Linked DNA regions of Homo sapiens: regions 1, 3 and 4 are each linked to region 2. The links are chromatin contacts, found by Hi-C or POLR2A ChIA-PET in ENCODE. All regions are on one chromosome and are shown on one strand. Each heading gives the region's core, a stretch centred on a gene start or an enhancer-like site at or near the end of the contact. The rest is flanking DNA. Distances are from core to core; before and after follow the strand shown.

Region 1 (2,700 bases), core at 185-2,684, 2.6 Mb after region 2:
GCTATGCTTAGGTCCTAGAAGCTCATGGCTTGAAGTAAAAAAGGAATCTAGTTCCTCTTCTGCCGCTTCGTTAAGTGCATTCCAAAAAGTGTGATCGTTTACTCCACTCAGAACTTTTGACGATTTTAATGCTACTACAGGAAAGAGCAATTACACAGAGCAAACAAATATTTAAGTAGACTGCAATTCAGTATTTGCGCACTTACCACTAACCCCTACTACGAACCAGAAGCAACCAAGAGTGACCCAATCGGAAAAGAGAATCCTCTTTTTGGCAAAGCCAGCCAGGGAGAAAACCCTAACTTTGGGGATTCATTTCAAGGAATGTCTACAAGCATTCCTCTCTTTCTTATCTTATGTCTGCGCTACACAATACTGCACGGGTGGCAGAAACGGGGGTCTTTCAGATCTTAAGGGAAAAAAAAGCGACGACCCCCGAGTCTGGGGACCCCAAGTCCCAGCGGCCTGGCGGGCGCACGGCTACCCTCAGGGTCAGGGCGCGCGCTCCCGTTGGGACCGGGGGCGCGCCGAGGCCGCAGCGCAGGGCCCGGCCCGACTAGCGAGCGATAGGCGGGCGCCGGGGGGCTCTGTCCGGTTCGGCCGCCGGGCTAGCATCCCTGCGCGCATGCCCCGGCCCGCTCTCCCAGGAGAACGGGGCAAAAGGGCGACTGTTACCCAATAATAGCGCCCTGCACGTTCGCAACAATGCAGGCGGGGAACCCGAGAGCCGCGGGCAGGGAACCGGAAAGCGAGAGAGCCCGGCTCCGCGGCTGCTCCTGCGCTTGAGCCCAGAGCTCACAGGGGAACACGCGTCGGCCGGAAAGCAGCGCCGGGAAGAAGCGTGGGCGCGAGGGGGCAAGGGCACGGGTCCCGGCGTCCCGCGGAGGTCGCCTCACCAGGCGAGGCGCGGACGCCCGAGCCGCCCCGGGCCACACGTCGGCCCACCCTCCGAGAACCCAGCCCGGTCGCGGCGGGGAAAGGGGCCGGCGCCACCAGGCCGCCGCCTCCAGGCGCGATGAATCGTGCTTTTTCCCAGTGCGTAGTCCAGGCCTGGCCGCCCCGGCCCGTCCGGGGTGACTCAGGGCCCGGCCCCGCTCGCTCCTCTGCCACCTTCGGCGTCCTCCGCCCACGAGTCCCCCGGCCCGGCCGCCATTCTGCCCGGCCGCGTTTCGGCGGCTCAGGCCTCGCCAGGCGCCTGGTTTCGGCCGTCGCGGCCCGAGTCACTGCGACACCGCGGCTCGGGGCCGGGCCTGCGCCGCCGCCGCCGCCGCCACCTCCTCTCGGCCCCGGCGGCTGCCGACACTCACCCGCATCTCTGTGGTGCCCCAAAGGCTCCCGCGACGCCTCCGCCTGGTCCCTGGGCCTGGGCCCCGGCGAAAGCCCCGTCCCGCCAAGGTCTAGCTGCGTCCCTCAGCTACCGGGGCTGCCCCGCCTGGAGCTGCGTGCGACACGGCGCCCGCCTCCTCCTCCTCCCCTGCCCGCCCGGCCCTCCTCCTCCCGCCGCCGCCGCCTGCACCACGCAACCTCCGCCCTCTCGCCTTCCCTGCGCGGCTCCCCGCCCTCTCGGCCTCACCGGCTCCGGCGACCGCGGGGGAGAAGCTGTTGGGGGAGGGCCGGAACGCACCGCCATCGGCGTCCGGGGCGGGGGAGCCGGGAAACCGTCGTCGCCATCGCCCCGCCAGCCCGAGGCGCGGGAGGGGCCCGGAAAGCTCCCTCCCGCCCGCTCGCCGCTGCCGGCGGCCCCGGGGGCGCCCCTTCCGCGGCCGAGGCCCCCGCTCGCGTGGGGAAGCTTCTACCTGCGAGCCTGCGGCCCCTGCCCCCGGCACCCGAGACATCCCCGACCCGGCGCGCCGGATTCTCTGCCAGGTTTTACAGCCTCCCTCGCCTTGGGACCGCCGCGGAGGACCCGTTCCCGCCACTTCGGACCTCGCGAGCGGGGCTGAGCTGCTTGGGTCGGGGACACCACCAGCCTCTGGAGAAACGGCCCGAAGCACCCCGAAGAAGAGGGGGTCCCAGTCCCCTGCCCCTCCCTTGTGCGCACCCCCACCCCCAGCTTGCCTGGAACCTGACTCCACACCTTTGTCGACCGGGACAGGGACTGGGGGTTGCACCCCAGATCAGAAAGTCAGAGGTGGCCCTCCGAATCGGCGCGGACTTCCGAGGAACCTCAGCCAATTCTCGACCCCCTTACCACCTGCAAGGCCTTAGGAATCGGCTCCAGAAAGCTCGAGCTTATCTGCGTGTTTCGTTTTAAAAATCACTTCTAAGATAAAACCTAACTAGGCTTTCCCCTTCAGACTTTCAGTAACTCCTGTTTGGCAAATTTTGACATTCACTCTATCCTTCGTCTTTGTAAGGACATATCAAGACTTAGAAGGCTTTGATTACACATACGGATGGCATGAGTCGTGATATAAAATAGTATTGTTTTCACGTGTACTTCGAAGTCATCTCATTTGAAATTAACTGTCATAATTGACTATTTGGAATATTCAACCTAAATACTACCCGCTGCTGTGGTGACGGGGGGTGGAGGAAGCGTGGTGGAACCCCAACACCTAGTGAGGGGTGGCTGATTAATACCACGGCTCACAACATAACAGAGCGGCTCATTCCATGAACAACCCCGGGGGGATTTCGAATTCTATCATCTGGGCAAAAGATGTGATGAGTGTAACTTCCTGTTTTCTCCAAACTAAA
Region 2 (2,700 bases), core at 48-2,547:
TGAATCTTCAGAAATTCTGAATAAAATATCACAGCAACCCTACTGTCTCCCCACTGGGGGACAGTAATTTCACAGGCTGGTTACTGGAGCCAAGCAATTTGAAAGGCTGATGCGGTACTCAGAGATGCCATCCAAGGCCGGGCGCGGTGGCTCACACCTGTAATCCCAGCACTTGGGAGGCCGAGGCCAGTGGATCACCTGAGGTCAGGAGTTCAAGACCAGCCTGGTCAACATGGTGAAACCCCGTCTCTACTAAAAAAATAAACAAATAAAAAATTTTTAAAAAGATGCCATCCAAGCCACCACTTGACAGAAGGACGAAGGAGTGTTACAAACCCAGTGCGTGTCAGACACTCCAGGGAGCAAACAAGAGCTCCAGGGTTACACCGAATAAGATTTAATGTTAAAAAAAAATTAAACCACTGTCTTGAAACTTAAGGAACTTCAGTTATAGACAACAGAGTAAGTGGCGACATATTTTAAGTCAAGTTTAATAAGTCAGTTTTTAATTTTAACTGAAATGAGAACTGAAAAAGTTTCATGCATGCCATACAATGTTTCACATTGTAACTAAGAAAAGACGAAACTCATTAATATCACTCCGTGGTCCAAGCAGAAAGTGAAACGTTATAACGATCCTTTAAAAATTTCACTTTCACTTTTGTAATGAATCGATCATTGCTACATTTAGCCACACCTTTTCAAGTATACATTATATATAGTTGAAACACAACTATATCTAGTCAAGACACATTCATTTTTTCTTAGGAAAATGAAAGATTCTTGATTAAAAATAAAAGGGAAGGAGGTGAGAATGATAGAATCAGGTCGTCAAGGTTCGAGAAAATCAAGTGTCTTGTCATTAAATAGCAAAGAAAATCTGGCTTTGATTGCAAATAAATCCCAAATGGTATACTCGGAGTGTTACGATTCAAGTATAGCATTTGGCTAATTTTTTATAGACATATTTATTCCTTTCTCTCCCCAAACCGATACACTCAATATTTTCTTTTAAATACCCCACACCTCTGCCTAACTCAGGGCAAACCAAAGGGCCCCGAACGGCCAGCGCGTCCCGAAGCCCGGCCCACCGCTCCCGGCCCCGGCCCCGGCCCCGGCCCAGCTCCACGCATGGCTGCTCACCCCCGCCCCGCGGCCGCTCCACCCCTGGCCAGGAGAGGTGCCCAGTCGGACCGGGAACCGGGGCGCCAAGCAGTGCTGCTGAGGCTGGGGTCGAGGACACTCGGCCGCCGTGTCCTCACCTGCGCCACGCCACTCCCGCCGCGACCAGCAGAGTGCCCGGATGCGGCAGCGGCCGCCGTTTGTTTTCATTCCGGGTGAGGCCAGCCCCGCCCCCGCCGCCGCTGTCGCCTTCGCGCCGCCGCCGCCGCCGCCGCTTGGAAAGAGGGTTGTGGGCGGGGCCAAGGCGAAGCCAGCTGTGGGCGGGGATACGGTTGTGTGGGCGTGGTTACCGCGGGGCGGAGCCGCGACGGGGCGGAGCTAAGCGGAGGCGGGGCTGGGCGAGGATGTGGCCGTGTGGGGCGAGGACCTGGGAGTTGGTGTCCAACGCCACCCCAGGCTCAGTCTTCCAGGACTTCCCGCCCGGGCTCAGTTTGCCAGCCATCAAGAGGAAATGGATCCTGGCTTTGTTTCTCCAGAATCCTTGAAAGAGGCTGGGGGAAGGGTCGGGACCGTCCCAACCCGCATCTCATTCCTCAGCCTAGGCTGGACCCCTTCCCTAAACCAGCGGCTTTTCACCCCGCCCTCCACAAGCCCACCAGGGGCTTCCCTGGGGTGAAATTAGGCTGCTTCCCGGGAATTTCCTCCCCCATGCTGTCCACGGCCACTAGGGACCACAAGGCCTAGGGAGCTCTGCCTACTTCCAAGGTCCTATTCCCAAGGCTGTGCTCAACAGTGACGCTTCTATTTTATTATCAGTTATTGCTGTTAATCTCTTACTGTGCCTAATAAATTAAACTTTATCGTAGGTATGTACGTATGTATAGGAAAAATGAAGTGTGTGTATATATATAGTATATATATATGTGTGTGTATGTAAAATGGGGTGCAGTACTATCCGAGGTTTCAGGCATCCACTGTGGGTCTTGGGACACACCACCTGTGTGTGGACGAGAGGGGACTCCTGTAACCTTGCAGTGACCAATCCGTTTTTCGTTCCCTGTTGCTGCTTTCTTTAGCCCTTTTCTACCTATAAAGCCCACCTCCTCTGCCCAGCTCGTTGGAGCACCGTTTCTAAATTTTCAGAGAAGATGCCATCCTGATTCATGAATCAATAAAAACCAATAGATCTTTAATCTAAATTTGTGGTAATTTTGACTTCTGACAAAGGGATATTAATAACTGTATAACCGCACCAGACCAATCTGATTCGCCTTTTATATACCCAAGTTGTGAGTTGTTTTTCAGTTGCATGGACTCCCAGATGGAAGGTTTCGCACGTAACCTGAGGATGCCCAGGTGAACCAAGCATGCAACCAGGGGCGGAACCTGAGTGCTCAGATCAAAGCAGGGACTGAATTAAGAAATGGGCACTGCATGGTGAGATCCAGAATGCAATCAGATCAAGCCCTGGTGTCACCCCATGGCAGGGTCCAGTCAGATGAGCATCCCAGCATCACCTCATCGCAAAATCTAATCCGATCATGCGTCATTACCCTATGCTTATAAAACCCAACCCAG
Region 3 (2,700 bases), core at 106-2,605, 2.5 Mb after region 2:
CACCACGCCCGGCTAATTTTTTGTATTTTTAGTAGAGACGGGGTTTCACCGTTATTAGCCAGGATGGTCTCGATCTCCTGACCTTATGATCCGCCCGCCTCGGCCTCCCAAAGTGCTGGGATTACAGGCGTGAGCCACCGCGCCTTGCAAATATCCTCACACTTTGCAGAGGCGGCAAGTGAACAGTGCTCATCTTGATAAAGGATTTTTAACACTGACACGTGCTTAGAACTACGAACAGTGGAAGGGTCTGAAATGGCAGCAATGTCGCCCTTTCACAGGTTTCTAGGGCGATAAGCACTGCAAGCTCGGCCAGCCAAAGTCCAGCGGTGGGGGAAAAAACGGCCAAGGCAGCAGCAGACATAATCAAACAGGGCCCGGGTCGGCGGCGGTGGCTCACGCCTGTAATCCCAGCACTTTGGGAGGCCGAGGCGGGCGGATCACCAGAAGTCGGGAGTTCGAGACCAGCCTGACCAAGACCCGTCTCTACTAAAAATAGAAAATTAGCCGGGCGTGGTGGCGCATGCCTGTAATCCAGCTACTCGGGAGGCTGAGGCATGAGAATCGCTTGAACCCGGAAGGCGGAGGTTGCGGTGAGTCGAGATCGCGCCATTGCACTCCAGCCTGGACAACCAGAGCGAAACTCCGTCTCAGGAGAAAAAAAAAAAAGTAGTAACGGGTCCGGCGGCAGCGCGCGGGCCGGGCGAGCGTCTCCCGGCAAACGCGGCGCCACAGCTGAGCCGACCTCCGGGGCCCGCGCCCTCCCCTCCCCGGGCACCACTAGGAGCGGCCAGCCCGGGCCTCGGCTCCGCGCGCGGGGAAACGAGCGCGGCGGTTAAAACCGTTACCACCCCCGAGTTTTGAACTGGTTCAAACTTGGCTTCCAGCACCCGCCCCGCCCCTCCCCCGCCCGGGAACTCTGCGGCGCCGGTTCCCGCCAAGAGCCGCCGGCGCTTCGTCCCGCCCTTCGGCCGGTTCCCGCCACCTATCCTCCCCGCCTCCCGTCCGCGGCGGGCTCCGGGCCCCCGCGATGTCTCCCGGTCCCCGCGTGCCTGCACACCGCCTTCCTGAGAGGCGCCGTGTGTTCAGCGAAAGAACAAAGAGACGGCGGCGGCGCTTCCACACGGCCAGTGGCGTCCCTTACAGCGAACCCCGCCGCCGCCCGCGCGCGCACGCGCTGCCAGTGCCCGCCCGCCCACGAGCCCTGAGCGCACTCTGCGTGGGGCTGGCTCGGCGCCTCCGAGCCCGGCGGGCCCTGTGATTGGACGGGCGCCCGCCTCGCGTCCCGCCAATCGGGGCGGCGCTTGATTGGGCTGGGGGGGCCAAATAAAAGCGATGGCGATTGGGCTGCCGCGTTTGGCGCTCGGTCCGGTCGCGTCCGACACCCGGTGGGACTCAGAAGGCAGTGGAGCCCCGGCGGCGGCGGCGGCGGCGCGCGGGGGCGACGCGCGGGAACAACGCGAGTCGGCGCGCGGGACGAAGGTAACGCGCCGCTGCGGGCGGCCCGGCCGGCGGGGCTCCGGGAGTGCGAACCGGGCGGCGGCGGCGGCGCCAGGACCTCCCCGCCACTGCTGTGCCGGTCCCGGGTATCGCCGAGCGGGGCTCACCGGGGCGCCGCGTTTGTAGGCGTGCGGGGGGTGGAGGGTGAGGGGAGAGCCCCCCTCCCCGGAAGGAGCTGTGAGCTTCGGGCTGGCCCGCGGGACCCTGCGAGTGAGGCAGCGCACACCCCTGGAGCTGCGGGGCGGGGGGCGTGTGGGGGGCTCCTTTCCCGGTGCTTGTCCTGGCCGGGGCGCCGGGGCCGGGGTCGGGGCGTTCCGGTGCCCGGTCCAGGGTGGCAGCTCGAGCCTCAAGTCTCCTTTGTGTGGCGCGGCCGCGGCGGGAGCGCCCGGGTGGGACGGGACAGACACAAGTTGGTGGGACCCAGCCGCCGAGTCCGCACTCAGACAAAGGACGGACTGTGTCTCCGGAGGGCTCGGCGCGAGGGGAAGGGGCATGACACCCGGGCCCGCCGGCGGGCGGGAGAGGGGCGTGGGGAGGCGCGGGCCGCTGCCGGGGTGGGCAGGGCTCGGCCCTCGCCTCGCGCACGCCCCCGGTCCCGGGCGCGCCGACCCCGGGCTGGGGCCGCGGCGCTCGCGGGACGACGTTCGCGGCGGGGAACTCGGAGTAGCTTCGCCTCTGACGTTTCCCCACGACGCACCCCGAAATCCCCCTGAGCTCCGGCGGTCGCGGGCTGCCCTCGCCGCCTGGTCTGGCTTTATGCTAAGTTTGAGGGAAGAGTCGAGCTGCTCTGCTCTCTATTGATTGTGTTTCTGGAGGGCGTCCTGTTGAATTCCCACTTCATTGTGTACATCCCCTTCCGTTCCCCCCAAAAATCTGTGCCACAGGGTTACTTTTTGAAAGCGGGAGGAATCGAGAAGCACGATCTTTTGGAAAACTTGGTGAACGCCTAGTGAGTTGCCACTTTCTAAAGAATCGTAATCCTTAAACATTACAAGCTGTTTTGGCCAACTTGTGTGATACATCTGAGAATGGCGACAGGTGCTAACGAAATCAACTGTCATTCAGCCAGATTATTCCCCAAATCCCGACGGGTTGAATGAGGATGAGGTGGTAGAAGTAGGTGATCAAAATAGAATGGCTATGACAAATGTGTGTTTAGATTATACGGTTAGCAGTTTCTTATTAATTGGTCTCGTTTTC
Region 4 (2,700 bases), core at 166-2,665, 2.2 Mb after region 2:
TTTGTTTGTTTTTGGTTTTTTTGAGATGGAGTCTCCCTCTGTCGCCCAGGCTGGAGTGCAGTGGCGCGATCTCGGCTCACTGCAAGCTCCGCCTCCCGGGTTCACGCCACTCTCCCGACTCAGCCTCCCTAGGAGCTGGGACTACAGGCGCCCGCCACAACGCTCGGCTATTTTTTTTTTTTTTTTTTTTGTATTTTTAGTAGAGACGGGGTTTCGCCGTTAGCCAGGATGGTCTCGCTCTCCTGACCTCGTGATCCGCCCGCCTCCGCCTCCCAAAGTGCTGGGATTACAGGCGTGAGGCACCGCGCCCATCCGAAACGTTAGTTTTAATGTAAGGTTTTTTTTTTTTAACCCTTTAATCAGTAAGGTGCATCTACATTTCACGATTCCGGGACAAATACAGATGTGCACACGCTCCTCAGCCTATGCAGGGACTACTTTCTCATGGACATCCTTTCTAACTACACACTTTTCATTTGTTACTTTAGCCTGACACCTAAAACATGACTAGGACAGAATGCGAGGTTGATTTTCTGGGGACAGTCGCCACCCCCTTCCTTGCCCTCTCTCTCCTTTCTGTCTCTCCCTGGTTTCCCCTTCTGCGTCTTCCCACCTCTCCCGTTTTTGCGTCTTCGTGTTTCTCACGCCCTGTGTCATGGCCTCCTCCGTCTTCTCCCGCTCTGTCACAGTCTCCCGCCGGGGGCTAGGGGTGCCCGGCCCGCATCCCTGGGCGACCCTGAGTCCCCGCAGGCGGCCCCGAGGCCGGGGTGGCTTCCGCATGGGGTCTCTGCCCGAGGCCTTTCTCTGCCAAGGAGGGAGTGTGGACGCTCGGGGAGCCCAGAAGGGCGCTGCACCCACGGGGACCGGACGTGGTGGGCGGACCCCTCCTCCGCGTCCCCGACGGGACATGCCCGGGGCCCACACGGCCTCCGCGCCCCCGGCGGGACGGACACCCCGGGCCACCGCGCGCCCCCCACCACCTACCCGGCCTCGCTGGATTCCCGGGACCCCCTCACAAACGAAACCCTCGAGCTCATCCCTGACTTGGGGGCAGCTTTGGAAGGAACAGCACCGGACTCTCACCCTCTCGCTGCCTCTCAGTCCGGGTTTCTGTGGAGCGCGTCTCCCAGTCGCTGTCCCTACTCTCTCCCTGTTCCTGCTCTCTCCATGTTCACCTGCCCCTCCGTTTCCCCTCCCGTCAGCTCCCTCATCTCGTCTTCGACCGCATCCCTCGCATGCAGATCCGGGAGTCCAAGGGTCCCTCAAAGACCGGCGTGCTGCGGCCCGCACGGAGGGTGCCCGGGCCCCTCCTCTGAGGACCGACTCCCTCTGGCGGCGCCGCTCCTCCCGCCCGCAGGGGGCGCTATGGGGCGGAGCGGCTTCCGCTTCCGAGCGCCGAGTCCCAGCATGCACCGCGCCCGGCCGGCTCTGCCTTTGGGGGCCAGCAGGGCTGTACCTGGGAGTTGGGTTGGGGCGGAGCGGAGGGGAGGCCGTGCCAGGCAGGGCCGGTTCGTGCGGAACCGCCATGGCCGAGCCGGCTTCGGTAAGAAGGGCCGGTGGAGGATGCAGGCTCTGTCGAAACTCGGGTCCCTGTCGCAGCTGGATTGGGGTCCGCGTCCAGGGAGTGGGGCGGCCGGGGCCTGGGCCTGGGGGTTGGCAGTGGCCCACGGACTGAGCTCCGGGCTGGGCTGGAGAAGGTGCAGTCTTGCTGCGTGTGCTGTTCTGGAATTGACCTGGGGAAAAGCTGGTCTGGCCGGGCTTGGCCGCGCGCGTCTGTGGCCCCGGCCACTCGGAAGGCTGAGGCGGGAGCAGCGCTTGAGCCCGGGAGCTCTGCGCTGTATATGCGCTAGGTCCGTCGCGCGGTGCCTCTGAGTTCTGCATCTGTGTGGTGACCTCTCGGGAGCGGGGACCACCAGGTTCCCCAGGGAGGGGGAACCGGCCCAGCTCGGAAACCGAGCAGGGCAAAACCCCAGTGCTGATCGTTAGTGGGATCGCGCCTGTGAATAGCCACTGCCCTCCAGCCTGGGCAACAGCCAGACCCCGTCTGTTTAATACATAAATAAAAGTTGGTTTGGGAGAAAGAATCCGGGTGGGAAAGATCTGTTTCTCGGCCTGTTGTAGGCTCAGATCAACAACGCTGTCCCTGCCTTCAGTGTCGGGGCTCTGAACCTCGGGGTCTCTCTGGGGCCCGTGCTCTCCTGCTGAAGGTAGTTTCAGAGAAGCACATCAGTGTTAAGCAGATGAGAAAAAGGAGAAGGAAAGCTGGAACTGAGAGAAATTGGAGACCGCTCCCTCTAGGAAAGGACAGAAAACTTAAAATGAATTGGGTGGTTAGCGTAAATCGAATTTACCGTAAATGCTGTAGTATTGTAATGTAGTATTGAAAATTTGAGCACCGGTTTTAGAGTTTGAAAGGCGTATCCTGAGGCTTAATCCAAGAAACCCTGTTACATTCAGTTAAGTATAACTTGCTTAAGTGTGCAAGTTTTTCTTGTGCCCCCAATGAAATTTTATAATCTTAGGAATGTAATGCTCCTTATTTGCATTTGATTCTTCCCTTTTGCTTCCCACTCCTTTTCCCCACCCTCCTTTGGCAGGTACAGATTCTTTTCTGATTTCTCCAAGCTTTGTTTCTACAGCCAGGCTTTCTTTTTTTCTCTCCTCTTTAAGTGATTGGGAATCTCCTGGAATATTCCTCTC

What was found. A loop is a pair of places that touch in the nucleus more often than their neighbours do. ChIA-PET counts read pairs that join two places held with the same protein, here RNA polymerase II (POLR2A). Pooled maps may share reads with other maps.
Region 1: a loop to region 2 is called in a map with no recorded cell type, with 12 times the contacts of the local background. The contact joins the promoter of CUL1 here to the promoter of NUB1 in region 2. A Hi-C loop is called at or near these places in 1 of 37 single-sample maps with no recorded cell type and 6 of 50 pooled maps. POLR2A ChIA-PET finds 5 or more read pairs at or near these places in 1 of 52 experiments (GM12878).
Region 3: a map of CD8-positive, alpha-beta T cell shows a loop between it and region 2 (7-fold over the local background). The contact joins the promoter of EZH2 here to the promoter of NUB1 in region 2. A Hi-C loop is called at or near these places in 1 of 168 maps with a recorded cell type or tissue (CD8-positive, alpha-beta T cell), 3 of 37 single-sample maps with no recorded cell type and 8 of 50 pooled maps.
Region 4: a loop to region 2 is called in a map with no recorded cell type, with 6 times the contacts of the local background. The contact joins the promoter of ZNF425 here to the promoter of NUB1 in region 2. A Hi-C loop is called at or near these places in 2 of 37 single-sample maps with no recorded cell type and 7 of 50 pooled maps.

The regions. Positions count from the first base shown.
Region 1 is chr7:148,697,637-148,700,336 of GRCh38, reverse strand. CUL1 (cullin 1) reads right to left here and starts at 1,434. Exons shown (of 22, transcript NM_003592.3): 1 at 1,308-1,434. RefSeq lists silencers at 430-529, 830-1,859, 2,520-2,579 and enhancers at 407-1,132, 2,200-2,249.
Region 2 is chr7:151,340,409-151,343,108 of GRCh38, reverse strand. It overlaps NUB1 (negative regulator of ubiquitin like proteins 1), which reads right to left and starts at 1,297. Exons shown (of 15, transcript NM_001243351.2): 1 at 1,263-1,297. RefSeq lists silencers at 1,028-1,207, 1,378-1,577 and an enhancer at 1,175-1,676.
Region 3 is chr7:148,882,946-148,885,645 of GRCh38, reverse strand. EZH2 (enhancer of zeste 2 polycomb repressive complex 2 subunit) reads left to right here and starts at 1,355. Exons shown (of 20, transcript NM_004456.5): 1 at 1,355-1,482. LOC124901767 (a long non-coding RNA gene) reads right to left here and starts at 457. Exons shown (of 2, transcript XR_007060579.1): 1 at 163-457. RefSeq lists silencers at 722-951, 1,072-1,441, 1,602-2,191 and an enhancer at 1,410-2,101.
Region 4 is chr7:149,125,039-149,127,738 of GRCh38, reverse strand. It overlaps ZNF425 (zinc finger protein 425), which reads left to right and starts at 1,415. Exons shown (of 4, transcript NM_001001661.3): 1 at 1,415-1,543. The coding sequence starts at 1,526. It also overlaps the pseudogene RN7SL521P and a transcript of ZNF398 not described here. RefSeq lists enhancers at 436-485, 1,149-1,700, 1,701-2,252, 2,500-2,700 and silencers at 646-1,085, 1,817-1,990.